2 separate regions of the Mus musculus genome follow, and region 2 is linked to region 1. Evidence: chromatin loops called from intact Hi-C (ENCODE). Cell type or tissue: left cerebral cortex. All regions are shown on one strand. Each heading gives the region's core, and the rest is flanking DNA. Links, peaks and the distances in the headings are about the cores only. Region 1 overlaps Prkacb (protein kinase, cAMP dependent, catalytic, beta). Region 2 overlaps Rpf1 (ribosome production factor 1 homolog).

Region 1 (2,911 bases), core at 115-2,614:
TACTCTGCTTCATCAGGACTCAGAGTCAAAACTAACACAACTTAGAGATGTGTGACCAGCGCTAGGCAGACTGCCCCAGCAGGTTTGGATTTATAACTTTTTTTTTTAATTAGGTATTTTCCTCGTTTACATTTTCAATGCTATCCCAAAGGTCCCCCATACCCACCCCCCCAATCCCCTACCCACCCACTCCCCCTTATAACTTAAAGGACTTCAAGCTTCTGCCTGTGTGTGCCAGTCATACCCAGTACCTTGCTGAGGATGATCTCCGGGGCCAGGTACTCTGGGGTGCCACACAATGTCCATGTCCTGCCCTTGACTCTTTTGGCGAACCCGAAATCTGTGACCTATGAAGGGAAACAGGAATGTGAAAACTCACTCACAGAGTACAGAGGTCCTGTACTCAAATCCAAAGTTAAGAATTCAGGATTAAAATAATATACATGAAAAAAAAGTCCACACGATTAACAGTAATTCATGAAACCCCATCTCTTCTCAAAACAAAAACAACTCTCGTGTGGCAGGACACAGACCTATGCACCTCACAAGTGAACAGGAGGAGCAAAGGTAGAGGCCCAGTACACAGTAAGTGCTGGTGAGACACCCCAAAGTCCTGCCTGGCTCTGCCCGTGACATGGGTCATCCTCTGCGGACACACTTCTGACAGGTAAGCCCTAGAAAGCCGTGGCCTCAAGCTATTAAAGGAACTAGAGAAAAGATACCCATTAACTGCTGTGTCTGCAGTTAGGTCCCAGCCAGTCACGAATTTGAGTGGTAAACATTGCTAGACTTTCTGGGTTAAAATTCTAATTCTTCCATTCCTGACTATGTACCTGGCCATGACTGAGACACATTAACTTTGAGATTAGGAGTATTTATAATTCACATGGTTAATATTAGTATTAAAAGAGGCAACACAGATTGACTATTGCTTATCCAAAGTATTAGGTACCAAGAGTGCTTCAAAGTTTGGATTTTTCCAGTTTTTTTTTTTTTAATAATTCCAAATGAGCATCGAGATCCTGGTGAGGAGGCAGCCACAGAATTCATGTTCTGTAGACGATGCACGGTCACAGCCTGGAGGAACTGCAAACACTCTCATCAGGGCGCCTGACTCTGATCACACTGTCCCATGAAGTCACCTGAGCAATTCTCCACTTAGGGTGAGACGTCAATATACAAACGGATTTCCGACTGGACCAGTTTTGATTGGGGTTTTCAGACTGAGAGACTAGAGCTACACAGACAGGATTTCCGGCACCCACGACTACTCACACAGTTAGCCACACTGTTTCTTTTGGCAGGAGCCTAAGCTTAGCTCACAGCCACTGATTCTAGGGGATACAAACAGGCCCCTCCCCTCCTTCATGAGTGATGTACACACCTGTAAAGGCAGAGCTGTCAGCTCACTTCAAGCCTTTTAGATAGAACCAACTTTCTCCTTCAAACCAAACCAAACGACCAACCAGCCAACCAACCAACCCACCCATCAAACACTGACAGTTGAGGCAAGATGTGTGAAGCTATTTCAGTGTCTGCCAAATGCATCCATGCCATGGGATCCAATCCTACCTGGATGTAACCCTGGTGGTCAATTAAGAGGTTTTCCGGCTTGAGATCTCTGTAGATGAGGTCGAGGGAATGAAGGTACTCAAATGTTAGCACAATCTGGGCTGCATAGAAACGGGCGTGGGGCTCACTGGAAAAGAGAAAGCAGTTTCCTGTAGAAACGGGTGAAGAATGCTCGCTCGTGGATTATACACTAAATGCAAACGGAGTGGATGCATTTGGGGAGAGGGTTTCCTTATTCAAATATTGGTGAAAAATTTGTCATTTTCCAAACATCTATTGCCTTCAAATAACACATCTTATTGCAAGTTATCATTGCCCAAACTGGGAGCTGGTGATGCCATTGTAAATACAGCTGCCCTTGAGAGGATGGTCTAGAAGAGCCCCCACCGCAGTTCCCAGGTCCCAGGCTCCACTCACTTTCCTACCACAGCTCAGGGGTTTAAGGAGTTTCATTATACAGAACTGCTTAGCTGCATTCATCTGAAGATCAACACTGTCCCCTATTCACTGACTGGCACACACTCGGCATCATATAAAATCCTGGTAAGAACACACACAATCCCATCTAGAACTATACAGGCAATCTTGTCACTCAAGTTTCCTAATCTCCAACCGGGCACGTTTATAGTCACATAGACACAATCTGTACCTAAGTCATATATCTAGAAACTCTGACATTAGTGCAATTTTCATGCTATAACCTTAGAATTATTTGAAAATGGTATACCAAATTTCTAATTGGAATTTGTAGTTAATTTTCAAAAACATTCATTGAGTGTTTGCTAATCTGTCTGATAATTTTTTATGATTTTCAGACTTGTGTCTTTAATAAACAACCTCAATTACTGATAGAATTTCAAGGGATGGCAGCAGAATCAGAGATACCTAAGAGGACGTGGACACCTGCTGCTCTTTGTGCCCATCAGCATAGCCCACAGGTCCTTCCTTGCCACACTCACTTCAGGTGCCCAAGAAAAACTGGCTAATTTTTGGAACAAGCAGAGGTATTTTACATTGCCTCTCCAGTTTCAGCCAGGTCCCAACAAGAAAATAAAGAATGAGGGGGGCTCTGGAGTAGATATTGGGGGACTCCTCCCTGGTTTGGGGCATGAAGCCCTGAGAATTTGATCTGGAAGACCCCATTATATCTTCTCTCCTCATCTGTAACTATGAGGTCTGCTTGGTGTCGCCTTTATTTGTTTATTCAACCTAATGCTTGTGTGAAGAAATACAGAGAATGTACCAATCCAGTAATCAAAATGTTGAAATGCAAGAACATATTCTAAATGCAATGCATTAAAGCAGCTTTAAGTGAAGAACCAGTCTAAGTCAAGACTCA
Region 2 (2,911 bases), core at 193-2,692, 230 kb before region 1:
TGAGGGACTCCAGGTGTTCAACAGTACCTGCCTAGTCAATGACTGATAAAAAGCATGTGATAAAAACAGACAGTCAGCAGCAATGCAGATGAAAGACAAAAGGAGACTGAGGGGACACTGTCCAAAACAGAGTGACCTCCCACTCTGAAGTGCAGGTAAGCTGCAGACACGAACAGTCCTTAAACAGTGAACTAGAGCCGAGCACACGAGCTCAGCCCCAGGGAGGCTGAGGCAGGAGGACTGCCTTGAGCTTGAAGCCAGGCTGGGCTACACTGTCTAGGGCAGCCTGCATTACAGAGGGAGATCCTGTCAATTAAACAAATCCAAAATAAACTAATTAAATAATTTACAATCTAGAACTACAACACGGTATTGACTAAAATGTCTTAACGTTCGGCCAAAACTTGATAGAAAAGGAGTATGATACACAGTCAGGGGAAATAGTTGGCAGTGTGGCTGACACATGAACTGAAAAACAATTCCAACTAGATAGCAACATGGCCCAGTGTGGAGAACCAAGAAAGCATCCTAGAAATGCAAAGACGGGGAACCTGCAGCACAATGTCAAACCTGTCGACTGACAGTGTGGATGGGGATGCTGATGGACGGGGAGAAGGGCAGAAAGGGATGTGAAGAAATCACGGCTAAAAAGACAAAACTGATGAAAACACTGACACTAATCTAAGGAGCTCAGCAAACCCCACGTGGGATTTAAAACAACAAAAATAAACGCAGTAGTGTCAAGCTGTTAAAATCATAGAACACCTTGCGATGAGACAGATAGGAATAATGATGATTAATATGCTGCAGAATATGTTCAAAGTACAGGAAGAAAAAGCCTTATATTCTGAACAGTTAAGAGCAAAATATATATATTTTCAGTAAACCGTGAGATACTTCGCAGCTATTAAATCTGCTATGAAACAAAAAGGGAATCCTGCAAACTGAAGGAAAACAACATTAGATGGTGCAGCAGACTTAGAGGCCTGGGAAGCAGGTGCTGCAATGGAAAGCCTGGACGCACACAAAAGATGGATAAACACTCTAGTGCCTTTGAGAAGCTTCAACACTAGGCCATGCTCAGACAACATGTGGTCTACGACCGACAGCACATACAGAGACTGAGGAAACCAACCTCCACCAGCACCGCCTCTGCACGCTTAACAGAATTCTGCGACTCTGCCACAGAGTCTCTAGTGATTAAAGACACGTGGCCTTTTGCTTGTTTCCCTCCAGGCTGAGGATTCAGCGCCCAGCCCAGTGCATGATATAATTCTAGGGGCAACTACTATGAGAATACCATAGTCTAAAAATCAAGAGGAATTAAAACAGCATAGTAAAAAATTAACATGAAAGAAAATAGCCAAGGAAGAGCAGAGAAAAATACAGAGTGGGTAAAAGGCAGACGGATGTGTAAGTCTAGCTGTGACTGACACTCAATACTAATTTTTAGGCTGACCAAAGAAGCAAGATCTAACCGTATGCTCTGGATAAGTGATACATATTAAATTCAAGTCTGTGAATAACCTCACAGCAAAGCATGGAGAAGCCTACTGCTGAGAGTCCCTAGAGAGCTGAAGTGGTCCCTGCATATAACACAGACACACACAAGAGGCGCTGCTCAAGGATGAGTACATCAAGAAAATGTAATTATCATTACACACAAGTAATCACACAGAACAATATAACTGTGAATGCATGCAGCTAACAAAAGAATAAACACTAGGAGGTAAAAACTCAACGCACTGGAAGAGGCAGACAGCGGAGAGGTATAGCATGCATGTTCTTTCTTCGGGAACAATGAAACACACATGCAGAAAGAATATGTAAGATGGGAGCAGCCTATGAGATCACAACAAGCCCTTCCAAAATAGGAAGCACAGGTTTTCAAAGGCAACACTGCCCATTCCTCAGAGCAGACTACATGCCAGGACTTAAAAATCTCTCCTTTTTTTTGGTTTTCGAGACAGGGTTTCTCTGTGTAGCCCTGGCTGTCCTGGAACTCACTCTGTAGACCAGGCTGGCCTCGAACTCAGAAATCCGCCTGCCTCTGCCTCCCAAGTGCTGGGATTAAAGGTGTATGCCACCACGCCCAGCCCAAAAATCTCTCTTTAACTGAAAAGGACTAAACTCAAAGTAAGCAAACAGGCACAATAAAATTAACACAAATAAATCTATAATATTTTCAAGTTAGCATACATAAAAATCAATGAGCTGAGGTCAATTAGAAAGGGAAGTTAGAGAACCCTTGGGCTGGAGTGACTCTGCCTAGCACTTGCAGGGGTCTGGGTTCCAGTTCCAGCTCCTCCTCCATACACCACCCCCATACACACACACACACACACACACACACACATACACACACACACACACACACACACACACACACACACACACACACCAAACAGCAGCAACAAGACTCAAAACAAAAAACATCCAAAATTCTTGACTAAAGTAAAAAATAGAAAACAAACAAACAAAAAACAAAACAACCAAAAAAACCCAACAAGCTGTCAAATGCACGGGCCATGTAAGGCAGCAGATGGGAAACCAGAGCTTTGCACACGCGTTAGCACAGAAGTGAAGTCTATGATTCCTTAGAAAGTTCAGACCTGGTGAGAGCCAGAAAAAGCCAGAGATAAGCACAGGAACTGGGCATTGGAGAAAACTAATGATATAAGATGTGGTGGGTGATGGGGTCTGCCAGGGGCTGGGTGAGTGCTAACGACAGGAAAAGCTAATTTTCTATTACATAACAGAGCAGGGTAAGATCACTGGAACCTAGTTAGTTATCCTATGTTAAACTAGTTAGTTATCCTATGTTAAAAGTAAGTAGAGAAGACTGAAGGTTCTCACACACACAAGGATATTTGAGATGTAAATGTTAATTACTACAGTGTAATCATCAGGA

What was found. Peaks named below come from ENCODE experiments on the same cell type or tissue, not always from the same donor. Only the 100,000 strongest peaks of a DNase experiment are listed, where the experiment ranks them.
Region 2: it touches region 1 in a loop (3-fold over the local background); 3 of 42 quality-filtered maps call a loop at or near these places.

What each region holds. Positions count from the first base shown.
Region 1 is chr3:146,746,349-146,749,259 of GRCm38, forward strand. Prkacb (protein kinase, cAMP dependent, catalytic, beta) reads right to left here. Exons shown (of 10, transcript NM_011100.4): 6 at 1,573-1,699; 7 at 252-347. Among named protein-coding and RNA genes, the nearest start is that of Gm36521, 63 kb to the left of the region's middle. In left cerebral cortex, for the core only: no CTCF peak of the experiment used is centred there; no DNase peak of the experiment used is centred there.
Region 2 is chr3:146,513,397-146,516,307 of GRCm38, forward strand. All of the region lies in intron 3 of Rpf1 (ribosome production factor 1 homolog), which reads right to left. Among named protein-coding and RNA genes, the nearest start is that of Rpf1, 6.6 kb to the right of the region's middle. In left cerebral cortex, for the core only: a CTCF peak has its summit at 1,556; no DNase peak of the experiment used is centred there.